Linked DNA regions of Mus musculus: region 2 is linked to region 1. Evidence: chromatin contacts called from ENCODE Hi-C or POLR2A ChIA-PET data. All regions are on one chromosome and are shown on one strand. The core of a region is the stretch at or near the end of the contact, and the rest is flanking DNA. Distances in the headings are between cores, read along the strand shown.

What was found. Hi-C counts contacts between places; a loop is a spot of excess contacts on that map. ChIA-PET counts read pairs that join two places held with the same protein, here RNA polymerase II (POLR2A).
Region 2: a map of heart shows a loop between it and region 1 (2.5-fold over the local background). The contact joins the promoter of 1810063I02Rik here to the enhancer-like site in region 1. A Hi-C loop is called at or near these places in 3 of 37 maps with a recorded cell type or tissue (T-helper 17 cell, heart and v-Abl transformed pro-B cells). POLR2A ChIA-PET finds 5 or more read pairs at or near these places in 4 of 5 experiments (Patski and embryonic stem cell).

What each region holds. Positions count from the first base shown.
Region 1 is chr11:59,882,587-59,889,281 of GRCm38, reverse strand. No RefSeq gene overlaps it. Among named protein-coding and RNA genes, the nearest start is that of 1810063I02Rik, 36 kb to the left of the region's middle. Within about 2 kb of position 3,446, at least 2 of the 3 ENCODE cell types and tissues checked have a DNase peak (open chromatin) inside an H3K27ac peak, as active enhancers do; they include heart, where a contact is called at or near this core.
Region 2 is chr11:59,917,453-59,925,249 of GRCm38, reverse strand. It overlaps 1810063I02Rik (RIKEN cDNA 1810063I02 gene), which reads right to left and starts at 3,751. Exons shown (of 2, transcript NR_130986.1): 1 at 3,643-3,751; 2 at 3,361-3,525.

The DNA of each region.
Region 1 (6,695 bases), core at 2,197-4,696:
CCCTGAGTATAGGTTCAGTGTGACTATGCTTTCTTGTGCACCAGGGATTGTATTACCCCAGGAAAGCTTTTTTCCAAATGATACCATGTTTTGAATATGCTGACAATAAGCCTGCTCTCTGAAGTCTTGATTCAGGCCGATCTGAGCTGAGTTTTCACTCTCCTCGCTTCCTGGCTCCTTTACCTGCCTGACACCTGCAGAGACCCCCTCAAAGTAGGAGGCAGAGAAAGCAAGCACTAAAAATCCTTTAAAACCCCAGGTCTGCCCCCCAGTGACACACCTCCTTGAATAAGTCCACACCTCCTAATCCTTCCCAAACAGTTCCACTGACTGTGGACCAAGTATTCCAACTTATGGAATACTTCCAGTCTCATTTAAACCACCATGATCCACTCCCTGACCTCAATGGCTTGTGGCCATATCAAAATGAGAAATAGATTTAGTCCAACTTCAAAAGTCTTTCACAGTCTAGCCCTGTTTAAAAGTCCGACATCTCTTCTGAGACTCAAGGCAATCTCTTAGTTGTAATCCCCCACAAATTCCAAAAGCAAATCACATACTTTCAACATACGATGGCACAGAATATGCATTACCATTTCAAAAGGGAGATATCTAAGCATAGTGGATCAAAGCAAGGCTGAATCCCAGCAGGGCAAACGCCAAGTCCTGTAGCTCCATGTCTGACATCAAAGGGCTTATTCCAGCTTTCTTTGCTGCCCACAACGTCCCTCTCTCTCGGGATGGTTCCACTCCCTGAGTGCAGCTCTCCCTGGCAGCCAGCCCTTGGCTCTAGAACCTACACCATCCCAGGGCCTCCAATGCAAGCAAGACTTCACCTCCACAGCCTCATGTCATGGCCTCTTGGGGCATCCACGCAGGGACTCTCCTGACATACAACTGGCCTTGGTGGCTTTCTGTGACTACAGAAGAAGGTTCCACAGCGCCCCCCCCCTTTCTCGGGTATCATTCATAAAGGGCACAGCACTTGCATAACAGTGCCAGCTTTGAGCTGGCTTAGGATGGAGCCTGGCCCCTGGAGTCACACGTGCAGCAGATTTCCATTGTTGCTCTTTAGGAGCAGAAAATCCCTCAGGACTTTCTTTTCTCCAAGTTGGAAGCTCAGCTGGGTGGGGCCTTGCCTGAGGACACCACTCCCCTGATTCCATTTTGCATCAGGCCTTTAATCTTTTCACCTCTTTCAGAACAAGCCTTGGCTCTAATATTAAATTTCCTAGCATTATTTTTTCCCCTCAAACTGTACATTTTGTATTTCTTTTTGTCCAAGTTGTTCCCTTTCGTGATAGACTTGCATAACAGCGATCACTAATAACCACTTGACAGAGTTAATATTAGGCTGTCTCGAAATACTTCTGTATTAGTCAGGGTTCTCTAGAGTCACAGAACTTATGGATAGTCTCTAGATAATAAAGGAATTTATTGATGACTTACAGTCGGCAGCTCAATTCCCAACAATCGTTCAGTCACAGCTGTGAATGGAAGTCCAAGGATCTAGCAGTTACTCAGTCTCACGCAGCAAGCAGGCGAAGGAGCAGGAGCAAGAGCTAGACTCCCTTCTTCCAATGTCCTTATATTGTCTCCAGCAGAAGGTGTAGCCCAGATTAAAGGTGTGTTCCACCACACCTTTAATCCCAGATGAAAGGCGTAGCCCAGATTAAAGGTGTGTTCCTTAAACTCGGAGATTCAATCTTCTGGAATCCATAGCCAATATGGCTCAAGATCTTCAAACCAAGATCCAGATAAGGATCTCCAAGCCTCCAGATAAGGGTCACTGGTGAGCCTTCCAATTCCGGATTGTAGTTCATTCCAAATATTGTCAAGTTGACAACCAGGAATAGCCACTACACCCCCCCACTAAGGAAATTAGTCTAAAGCTTTCAATTTAGCCTCAGGAAAATTGTTAGGACAAGGCAGAAAGCCATATTTGCCCAAATATCACAAGAATAGCCTTATACCAGTTGCTAGCATTGTTCCCCTTTGAAACCTTTAGCTGAGCCCCCATAATCAACGTGTCTCTTATCACTACTCACTGTCTTTCCAAGTTCCTACTGTGATGGCCCATTAAGCCCCATTTATAACACTCAACTGCTTTCTTAGTCCAAAGTCCCAAAGTCTTCTACATTCCTCTAATAAAGAGCATGGTCAGGACACAACAATAGCCCATTCCCTGGTACCAACTTCTGTCTTAAAGTTACTTTTCTATTGCTGTGATAAAACACCATGATCAAGGCATAAAAGAAAGTGTTTACTTTAGTTTATGGCCTCTGAAGGTTAGCATTCATGACTGCAGAAAGATCACATCCTGACTGATCCACAAGTAGGAGAGAGAGAGAGAGAGAGAGAGAGAGAGAGAGAGAGAGAGAATGAGAACACTGGGAATCCTCCAACAAGGCCATACCTCCTAATTCCCCCACAAAGTTCCACCAACTGTGAAGCAGAGGAGGCTGTGGGGACCATTTCTATTCAAACCATCACAATCAGCCTGTATGCATGTCCAGCCACACACTACAACTGGTTGATCGCCCTGGTTACCTGCTGCCTGGAAGCTGTGGGACCACTCTCTGCCAGCATCTCAAGAGAGGGTGGGAGGGAGCACTTAGCACCAGCCTGGGAAGACACCAAAACAGGAGACTTCAAAGTCATTCCATTTGGTGAAGTAAGTATAACACATCACACCTTACAGTAAGTCAAGGATCAGCCAGGGAAGATGCGCCACATAGAAAATGACCAGGAGGTCAATACCTCCTTCCCAGATCTGAGCATAGGCTTTACACAGCATCGCAGGGCACCTGAGCGTCAGGTCCCCATTCCCAAGACTTTCCCAACCCACAGCAAAAGGCCTAGCAGGGCTCTCCTCCAAGGAAAAAGTGGAGGTTTTTTTTGGGTGTGTGTGAATAAGAGTGGCCCCCATAGGTTCATATATTTAAATGCTTAGTCATCAGGGAGTGGCACCACTGGAGAAGGATTAGGAGGTGTGGCTTCGTTAGAAAAAGTATGGTTTTAAGGTTCCAAATGCTCAAGCCAGACCCAGCGGCCCTGACTCTTTCTGCTGCCTGTAATCTGGTTGTAGAACTCTCAGCTATGTCTCCAGCACCATGTCTGCCTGCCATGAGGACAATGTACTCAACTTCTGAAACTAAGACAGCTCCAGTGAAATGTGTTCCTTTATAAGAGTTACAGTGGTCATGACGTCACTTCACAGCACTAGAACACTAAGACATGGCACCTTAGCCAAAGGGGATGGAGAAGGATGCAATAGGAGAACCCAGGAAGGATTTGGAGTGCTCTGCAGGGAGAACATCCTTCACTATCCAAGGTCAGCAAAGGAGAAACAATGTTTCTGAAGTCGTGGGTACAGAAGGGCGTGATGTGTGGTCCAGCTCTGCGGGTAGCTACGCCTCAGCCTAATCTGACTTCCCCAGTCCCAGGGGAAGGCCAGGAACTGAGAATAGACGTCATCCTATTTTCCAAACAAACAGCTGGCATAGTGCCTTTAAACTCTGAAAATTTTGTTTCTTCTTCACCGTTTTCGTCAGCTATCCTTGGGGCTTTATAAATAGAACCACTCAAACGCAGGCAGGGGTAAATCAGGCAGCCAGTCTGAATATTCAGCACAGGGCTCAGAGCCTGGGGAAGAACAAAATGGGTGAATTAATGGCCAGGCAGAGCCACCAGCTACTTCCTGGGGCCCCAGAGAGAGGAAACCTGCAAGGGCAACAGGGCAACAGATGGTCAGAAGCCCCAGAAAAGACTACGCGGCCTCTGAACTTGTCTGCCTTTCCCAGAAGCCCTCCATGCTTCCGGAACACCCTCCCACGGAGCTTCCGGTGCCATATGGCCCAGGAGCGCCCCCAAGCCCTGTGCTCTCGCTCCTTTAAGTGCTCTCCTTCCTCCACAAGAAGCTTTTCTCAAGAATCCAGGGCTAATCATGGCTGCAGGCTCCTGTTTTCATATGGCTCTGGGGCGCCTCCATGTGAGACCAGCTGCCGATGGCTACAGCTGTTTAAACACTGCCTGTGCTATCACATGGATATCTCTGTGTGGTTGCGGGAGGCCATGCAGGATGATGCCTTCAGGATGTTTATATTCTTGGGACGGTGGGGGTGTCACTGTCACAGGAGGTTGGGTGCCATCACCGTGCTCCTCTACCCTTTCCCACGGGCCTACCCTTCTGCACAAGGCTGCGCGGGCCTTGTCTTAGTTCTTAGTCCCTCCATGGTCTTCAGCTTTCTGAACTGTGCCCTTCCCTCATGGCCCTTCTTATCACCTGCCCTGCCCTGCAAATTCCCCTTTTTCTTGTGTCCTATTTAAATATCTGTCCATCTCTCTTCTTCCTCTCCATCTCTGTTCCTTTGGGATCTTAGGGGTTAGGGACATAGCCTTTCCCCCCAAATGAAGGAGAGTTGCAGGTGGTGGCCCAGAAGCTGGAGGTGGAGAGGTCCAAGTTTAGGCAAAGGATGCCATTTAAGAAAGACCTGGTGTCCGAACACTGTTGAAGAGCAGTCTTCACCCACCTCAGCCTCTGGAGGAGGGAAGTGTAGTGTAGAGGCTTTGTGGTGGGATACAGGCTCCAACCAAAGTGGTGGTGAGTAGCTAGTGAGGTCAGAGGAGCTGGGCTAGGCAGGAGGCAGAGATGAGGACTTGGCAGTAATGAAAGGCTTTGCGTACACAGGGGTATCTACCTCAGCTGACACCCTGGGAACAGGCTGGGCAGTTGCTCAGCATGAAGTTGACCCAAGCTCCAGTAACCATTGACAGCAGATGGGCTGGAAGCCAAAGCTGGGGGAACCTAACATCAGACAGTGTCAAGAAAGAAGCTGATAGGAACTGAGGTCACAGCCCTCCTCAGGGAAGTCCCACTCTACCCCATTGATACCCTGGCTCCCTGTTGGCACTGAAGATGAACAAAGTCTATAACCTAGTCAGTAGTCAGAGCATGTCAGCACACAGCCCTCCCCCAGCAGCAGGAACCATGGTGCTGGCCCTCATCCTATCCAGAGCCCAACTCAGCAGAGATGGCCAGCGTAGTGTGGGGCTGGAGCCACACACAGGGATCTTGGGGCCAGGCCTGTCTATGGGGTGACCAGCAAGCATCTACAAATGGACAGTCTGAAAGTGTCAAATTGTAATTAGAAGGAAAGGAGCTATGACATCACAAAACTCACAGAATGGTCACTATATGGTAAGGTCTCCTCCATCAGGGACCTGATCTTCAGCCTCTGAGCCAGAACGGAAGCCAGGCACTCACAGGGAGTTCCATGACCGATGCATCTGGTCCCCTCATATGTCAGCCTCTGGCATTTGGGGCTCAAGACATAGTATAACCACTCAGAGTCTATACCCTAGCAAATTAGGGTCCCTGGGAGCAGGAAAATCCTTATATACCTTATCTTACCTATGATGGCTGAATTCATTAAGGGTAGGGCCTCTAACAGCTTCTTTTCCTTCTTGTTAGAGTTTATAACTTTAAGAGTTGGTAACTCTTTCAAAAAGGAACCTTATCAGGAACTGAAGAGATGGCTTAGGGGTTAAGAGCACAAACTGGTTGCTCCTCCAGAGGACCTGGATTCAGATTCTTAGCATCCACAAGGCAGCTAACAAGCATGTATGAATCTAGTCCCAGGGAATCTAATGCCCCCTTCTAGCCTCTGTGGACACCAGGCACACATGTGGTACACAGACATACATGCAGACAAAACACTCACATGTAAAAATTTAAAAATGGAAAAAAAGGAACTGACAAGGTCACATAGTTCCACTCTCATGTTTTTCTACATTCATTTTTCTTGTATTACTTGTGTGTGTGTGTGTGTGTGTGTGTGTGTGTGTGTGTAGGTATGTTCAAGTGGGTACAGGCACCCACAAAGGCTGGAAGATTGGGATGCTCCTGGAGCTGGGGTTACAGGAAGTTGTAAGCCACCTGACACGATGCTGAGAGTCGAACCCAGGTCCTCTGGAAGAGCAGTTCAAGTTCTTCAAAGCTGAGCCATCTTACTGGGTTGTGGTGTTGCTCACCTTTAGACACATTCTGGAGGCAGAGGCAGGTAGATTTCTGTGAGTTCCAGGCTAGCCTGGTCTATAGAGCGAGTTCTAGGACAGCTAAGGCTACACAGAGAAACCCTGTCTTAGAAAACAAACAAAATGCCGAACCATCTCTCCATCCCTCAGGGGGATTTTCCCTATATTTGGCTATATTCAGAGGTTGAGTCTGAAATTATTTTCCTTCGGATTCTGAAGATATGTATCTCATTTTCTTTTTTCTTTCTTTTTTTGGGGGGTGGTGGTGGTGGTCTAGAAAGGCTTAGAATTATTTTGTCCTCAGATTGTAAATGTTCAACATATCTGTCCAGTATAAAATCTCTATTCATACATCAACCCTGGCTCAGGGTACTGGGGCACCGTGAGGGTCAGCTCTGTGCTCTTTGGGGCGTGTTCTTGTGAAGTAAGAAAGACACTTCCCTGTCTCCTCCTCTTCCCACCGCCTCCTTGTGTGTAGTTTAGAAGTCTTCAGCTCAGGCCCCTGACTGCTCATCTCTTCAGAAGTATTTATGCTTCGGCTCAGCCCATTTCCCGAGGCCTTTAGTCATGATTCAGGTTCTAACTGTCCCAGTCTCCACTGTGAGTCTTGAACCACCCAGGACTCTGTTCTGTGCACAGACGGCATTATTACACCTGTT
Region 2 (7,797 bases), core at 2,502-5,001, 36 kb before region 1:
CACACACACACACACACACACATGGTGTGTGTGTGTATATACATATATATACTTAATATCTTGAATTGATTTCCTTCCCCCAACCCCAATTAGAGCCTCTATTTTCCTATTCCCCACTTCCTACTCTTAATTAAGTCCCTCCCACTCACCTGTAATCTTGGTGCACAGGCCTGAACCTTCTGAGTATGATCTCTGAATCTGGGGCTGACTGATTACAATCTCTACTTCTAGGCTTGCATACTTGAGACATGCATCTTAATCCCCAGAGCGTATTAAACCGTGCGGTGCTGAGCCACACTTATCTAACTTCACATCCTGACTGAGCCTGAACACTTGCGTTCTGAACAAGTTCTTAGCTGCTGCTGCTGCTGCCACTACCAGCCAAAGACTATACAGGAGAATGGCACTCCCTCAGACATAAGGGGGCTGGACTGTGTCTACACTCCCCCAGCACACTTGGTTGCTTCTGTGGTGACGTGCTAAATGTGGAGGCAAGCACCCCCACCCTCACCCCAAACACACATGCTTGCACTTGGCATGTCTCAGGGATTTTGCTGGACATGGAATCTGACTCAAATCTGTCTGCAGAGAGCTGCAGTGGAGGCCTATAGCCATTGCCCAAGAGAGACCAATTGGGTCTCTACTCAAAGGACACAATCCTGTTCTCATGTGCCATGGGGACTCATCACTGAAGCTGATCTGTAGTGGCTCCTTCTGGGTCCTTCCTTCTACCACCACCTGCCACCTGCCAGTTGTAGTGCTAAGTGGCTGGGACAGTTCCCAAGTCTGGATGAAGTAAGATGATCAGTAGACAAGCGAGCTGCAGGTGGTTAGAAGCTGCGTTCCCATGCTTTGTATTCATGAGCAAGAACAGAACCAACAGAATGTATGAGCAGCTGTAACTAGTGGTTGTTAAGGCTGGGGAGATGGCTCAGTGGGTAAAACAAATCACAAGGGTCCAAGTTCAAATCCCCAGAGCCCATGCAAAAGCCAGTGTTCCTACAGGGAGAACTCCCAGAGGCGGATAGGGCAGCAAGAATTAGAAAATAAAAGACCCTGTCTCAAACAAGGTGGAAGGTGAGAACTGCAGCCTGAGATCATACTCTGACCTCTGACCTCCATGCAGGAGCCACGGCATGAGCAAACATGAATATACATGCATACAAACATACATGTATGCATACATACATACACATATAAATATACACTAAATAAATAAATTAGCATACACTAGCAAGATTTTATCGAAAGGACCCAGATGTAGCTGTCTCTTGTGAGACTATGCCGGGGCCTAGCAAACACAGAAGTGGATGCTCACAGTCAGCTAATGGATGGATCACAGGGCTCCTAATGGAGGAGCTAGAGAAAGTACCCAAGGAGCTAAAGGGATCTGCAACCCTATAGGTGGAACAACATTATGAACTAACCAGTACCCCGGAGCTCTTGACTCTAGCTGCATATGTATCAAAAGATGGCCTAGTCGGCCATCACTGGAAAGAGAGACCCATTGGACACGCAAACTTTATATGCCCCAGTACAGGGGAACGCCAGGGCCAAAAAGGGGGAGTGGGTGGGTAGGGGAGTGGGGGTGGGTGGGTATGGGGGACTTTTGGTATAGCATTGGAAATGTAAATGAGCTAAATACCTAATAAAAAATGGAAAAATAAATAAATTAATTAATTAAAGATGGAGATATTAGACTGGCTCACACCAAGGGAGGAGAGTGTAGCAAAGGTGCCACTCCTCCCTAAGCACTATCGGGGAACAGAAAGGGGAGGAGCAAAGGCATATTCCCAGTGACCTCATTTCCACCCACTAGGCCACACTCTTAAAGGTTCCACCATCTTCCCGTAGTGCCTCAGGCTTGGAACTGAACTTTCAGCACATGGGCTTTTAGGGACATTTCAGATCCGACACAGTAGAGCTCTGTGAATTTTCTAAGATTTTTCCTGTTCAGTCCATTTGACCAGAATTTACCATCACAGATCCTTTCCTCCCCCGGCCAGTTCAGGGACTTCCAGAATACCACCCTGTTTGGCCTGGGAGCAGACCCGTTCCCAGAAAGGAAGCCTCCTTCATCTACCAACAGGGTAGGCCCTTACATGGCTGCACCCGGCTAACCTGTGGACCCTGACTTCAGCCCTGTTCATGCAGGTTGGAGAGCTGCTCTTAGCTTGCTTCCCCCAGCCCTAGCTAGCTTCCTCATGGACATGTTAACTGGTAACCCACTTGCACTGGCTGGTTTTGTGTATCAACTTGTCACAAGCTGGAGTTATCACAAAGAAAGGAGCCTCCCTTGAGGAAATGCCTCTGTAAGGCCCAGCTATAAGGCATTTCCTCAATTAGTGATGAGGTAGTGTGAGGGCCCAGCCCATTGTGGGTGGTGCCATCCCTGGGCTGGTGGTCCTGGGTTCTATAAAAAAGCAAGCTGAGCAAGCCAGTAAGTAACATCCCTCCATGGCCTCTGCATCAGCTCCTGCTTCCTGACCTGCTTGAGTTCCAGTCCTGACTTCCTTTGGTGCTGAACAGCAATGTGTAAGTATAAGCTGAATAAACCCTTTCTTCTCAACTTGCTTCTTGGTCATGATGTTTGTGCAGGAATAGAAACCCTGACTAAGACACCACTTACAGATAAAGCTCAAAAACAGGTAAAATCCAGTTAGAGATTGCACCTGCAGGGCAGAGAGCCCCAGAGCCATTGGGTGCTGCCTTCTGGCTTCAAGTCTGAGTTCTGATTCCATGGGTATATTTGCTAACAGGCAGTGCTATGAATGTATATAAGATAATTAAATTTAAATCTGAGTTTAAAATTTTTTATTCATTTATTTAGTATGTGTTTGTGTGTGTGTGTGTGTTGTGTGTGTGTGTGTAGATCAGAGGACAGCCCATGAGAATTGGTTCTCTCCTTCTACCATGAAAGTGACAGGGATCAAGCAAATAACCATGCGTGGTAGCAGGTGTCTTTACCCACAGCAGCATCACACTGGCCCTGAGTTTGACATTTTTAAAAGGGCATGTGGAGTGGCTCACGGAAGATCTAGAGTCAGAGAGTTGAGGCCCAAGAGACACAGACAGGGTCCAGAACACCGTCCCCAATCATGGCTTGGACGGAGAAAGGGCTTGGGCTCCTGTTACTGTCAGGTGTTTTACTGAGGACCGGGTCCCCGCTCCTCACGCCAAGCTCAGGGCCGGTGTGCTTTGCTCCCTGGCCTTGGTGTAGACCTGTGACAGAGGTCAGGTGGGCTCCACGTGCTGAGCTTAAGACTCCCCAGCGCCCCAGAGAGAGGCCTGGGGAGAACTGGGAACATGGCCTTTGTTTCCAATCCCCAGAGATTCCAAGCTTTCGTCAGAGCTGAGGTTCATGGTTACGAGCCTTTTATTTTTTTAATCCTAGAAATGTTTCAAGGGGACCAACCAGCTCTCCTGTCCCATCAGCTTCTGTCAGTTCAAATCTCGGTCTCGGAGTCAGCATCCCACATCTCTGGCTCTGACCTCCTCCCTGTCAGGCACTGTGGTAACCATGGTCTGAAAGAAAAAAAACAACAACAACTTTTAAAGGTTTTTAAACTTTATTGTTAAAATAACTTAAAATAAATCAGCCACATACCCAAATTAACCAGACCCTGAGTTTAGACAACTCACAGCTGGCTGAATAGGTACTCAGGATGGAAGCTGTGCCGGCTGGTTTATGTCAACTGGACACAAGCTAGGATCGCCGGAAAGGAGGGAACCTCAGCTGAGAAAATGCCTCCGTAAGATCTGTGGGGCAGCTTCTTAATTGGTGATTAAAGTGGGAGGGTCCAGCCCGTTGTGGGTGGGGCCACCCCGTCAGGTGATCCTGGGTAGGGGAAAGCCAGTGAGCAGCACCTCTCCATGGTCTCTGCCTCAGCCTCTGCCTCCAGCTTCCTGCGCTGCTGGAGTTCCTGCCTTGGTTTCTCTCAGTGGGCTGTAATTCAAGATGTGTAAGCCAGACAAACCCTGTCCTCCCCAGCTTGGTCCCGGTGTTTCATCTCAGCAATTATAATCCTACCTAGGGACGCTGTGGGACTTCTCAGTGAACTTTATCTTTCACTATCAAATATACTTTAGGTGTTTGTTTATCCACTACCAAAACCAAAAGAATAAATCTTATGACGGAGTTAGAACTAGAAAAACAGATTTATATTCTCTCTCTTAGGTCGCATTCTTTCCTTGCATTCAGCCCTCCTTTCCCGTGGTGTTCAGCCTTTCTCGTTCTCTCTTCTCCATATCATACTGTACCGGCAGGCACGCTTGTTTGCATGTGTGTGTATAATATTTGCTAGATTCACCATATGAAGAGGACATGGGGCTTTTTCTTTCTGAGGCTGTGTGACCTCACTGGATATTATACATTTTAAGGCCATCTGTTTTCTTGCAAATTTTTATTTCACTTTTCTTTAGAGCTGAGCAATAATCCATTATATATAATACATGATATATTATATTCCATTACATATGTATATACACACACACACACACACACACACACACATATATGTTTCATTATTGGCTCCTCTGTTGATTCCAATTTTTTGCCATAGTGAATTAAACAGTAATTAACACAGTGGTGCACATATCTATAGGGTGGGTGTGGTTTGGTGGGTGTATACCCAGGAGTGGACTAGTTGGGTCACGTGCTAGTTCTGGTTTTATTTTTATTTTTTGAGACCTCTCTGCAGCGGTTTCCACGGGGCTGTATCAGTTTGCATCCTCAACAACAGTGAATTCTCTTCAATGGTGAATTAAGAGTTCCTGTTTCTCCACATCCTCTCCAACGTTTGTGGTCAGATTTATTGACAAACGCCATTTGGACTGGGGTTAGGTGGTACCTCAAAGTAGTTTTGATTGGCATTCCCTAATGGTGGGGGTATTGGATAATTTTAAAAATAGTAAATTGGCCATCTGTCTGTGTGTCTTTTTAAAAATCTGTCTATTCAGTTCATTTGTCCATTTGCTGGTTGGCAGTTTTATTCCCTTGGCGTTTAATCTCCACAGTTCTTTCTAAGTTCTGGACATTATCCCCTCTCTGAAGTGTACTGGGTACCGATTTTCTCCCCTTCTCTGGGCTGTCTGTTAACTGCTGACTGTGTCCTGTGCAGAGAACTGTCATTCTCCTGTTCCTATCAGTTGATGGTGGAGTTAGTTCCTGTGCTGCTGGTATTCTGTTTAAAACAGTCTTGCCTTCCCCAGTCTCCTGAGGGGTATTCATAGCCTGTGTTTTCTTCTAAAGTTTCAGGACTTTTAGATTTTACCTTAAGGGTTTTTATCCATTTTGAACTGGGTTTTGTACAAAGTGAAGGATATAAATCTAATTTAATCCTCCCGCAGGTGGAGCCAGCTCTGCCAGCACTGTTTATTGGCTAGACTAGCTCTTTTTCCAAAACATGTTTTTGCCTCCTTTGCCAATTTGAGTGGCCCAGCCTGGCTATTTTATTTCCAAATCCTCTGTCCTATCCCATGGGACCTAAGGGAAAACCTAGTGCCATTGTTCTGCTAAAGAAACATGGGGGGGGGGGAATAAAAACCCTAATCTAGTGCCCCTTTTATCTCTTCTAATGAGTTTCAGTTTACATTGTCCATTTGCTTGGGATGTTTTTTTCCGTTTGATATCAAGTGTCTGGGTGTCATTGCTGGCTAAGTGTGTTTCTTGGAGAGAGCAGATAGTTGGTTCTTATCTCTAAATCCAGTTCTTTAATCCGTATCTCTTTAGTGCTGAGCAGAGGACATTTGTATTAAGGTTATTGTAGAAAGGGCTTCGCTATTTTCTGTAAATGTGTTAGGTGAGGTTCTGTTTTGCTAGATTATTGCTTTTTCTCTTTGTTCCCATAATAGTTCCGAGGTTTTGCTGAGCTCCCATGCCAGGTGTGTTTGCTTCTTTCCCAAGCCTGGCTTGTCCATCTATAGTCAGGTCTTCGTTCACCTTCCTCCGATGATGTGTTCCACTGAGGACTTTATGCAGGCTGGCCTTAATTTGCGTTTGTCTTCAAATACCTTGCTTTCTCCACTAATTTTGAAAGATCACTTTGTAGGCTATGACATTTCTGGATCACAGTTGTTCACTTTGAGAATTTGAAAGGTCTCACTCACTCTCTTCTGGCTTTCCTTGTTGCTGGTGCGCAGTCCTGGTGACTTGGTATTGCTGCCTTTGTGTGTGAACTGTCTTTTTCTCCCGTTAACTAGGCTTATTTTTTTTACTTTGTACTTTTGATATCCTGATTATAGTATGCCATGGCCAATTTCTTTTCTGGTCATGTCTATGTGCATTTTTTGCTTTTGTTGTTGTTGTTGTTGTTTTGGTTTTGGTTTGGTTTGGCTTGGTTTGGTTTGGTTTTTTTGAGACAGGGTTTCTCTGTGTAGCCCTGGCTGTCCTGGAACTCACTTTGTAGACCAGGCTGGTCTAGAATTCAGAAATCCGCCTGCCTCTGCCTCCCAAGTGCTGGGATTAAAGGCGTGCGCCACCACTGCCCGGCTGCTTCTATGTACATCTTAATGTGTGAAAACCCGCTCTTTGAAAATTTGGGAATTTTTTTTTTACTATCATTTTACTAAATGGTGTGTCTGTTTCATTCAGTTTTACTTCTGATCATTCATCTAAACCATGAACTCCCAGGATTGGCTTCTTAGATGTGTCCCAGGCTTCTTGGAAATATTGTTTAGCTCATTAACTTTTCCATATGTGTGTATGTATGTATATATGTATGTATATGTGTATCTCTCTGTCTATCTCTTTCTCTTACACACATAACCATACACACACAATGGCTAAAAACTAGCTCCATTTAAAACTGAGTCTCAAAGCAAGTTACTGTGTAGAAAAAAGAAACTCCTAGGAGTCAGCAGTACTGTATTCTTAGCCTAAGGATTGTTCACCATAGGATGTGTGGACTGTGACCCTAAGGTCAACTCCATCAGCAGTTGAGTCTTGACAGCAACACAAAGAGGAGACTGGGCTGAGAGTCACCTGGCTCATTTCCCATCATTGTGTAATTCCTATCCTAAGATATCGACCAGCTACGCATTCTGCTTCTGTAATCTCACTTAACGACTGCTCACTCAGGAAAAACAAAAAAGACCACAGCAATGCCTCACAGAGCAAAAACTCCCCAGAGTCGAGGAGGCTGTGATCTGTACCTTTAAAAATGTCAGCTCCTCTCTTCCCCTTCTGCAGCAGCTCTCAGCTTGTCATAGTGACTGCTGTCACAACATTGCTATAAATAAACTTGTTTTTTATCTTTTAAATTTTGTCTGGTGGTCTCAGTGGTATCAAACTCTGCAACACACACACATAAACAAACAAAACCCGACTCACAAAATCAGAAACCATAATATACAAGCAAAAGACCAATAAGAAAAAAATATGCCCAAACAAAATAATAAGACACAAAATGTCCATACAATACCGCTGAGTTTGTTTTGTGTTGGCTCAGCTGTGGCTGAGCCTCGGGGCCATCCTTAAGTGTGGTTAATGTACTCATGAAACTCCATTGGAGAAAGCTAGTTTTTCCTCTTCAAGCCAGTATAGTTGCAGGTAGCTTCTTGGTTCGGGGTGAGAGTTCATGCCCACCTCCCCATCTCTGCCTTGAACCTGTGCAGGCTCTGTGCATGTGCCACAGCTGGGAGTTCATATGTCATGTCATCAATATGTTGTGTCTGAAGGTGATTTCCATGGAGTCAACCACGTCTAGCTCCAATGGCCTATCCAATCTCAGGTGCTTAGCCACCTGAGCAGCATCCTGCATGGGTGTCAGCTCTTGGAGTGGGTCACACATCCAATCA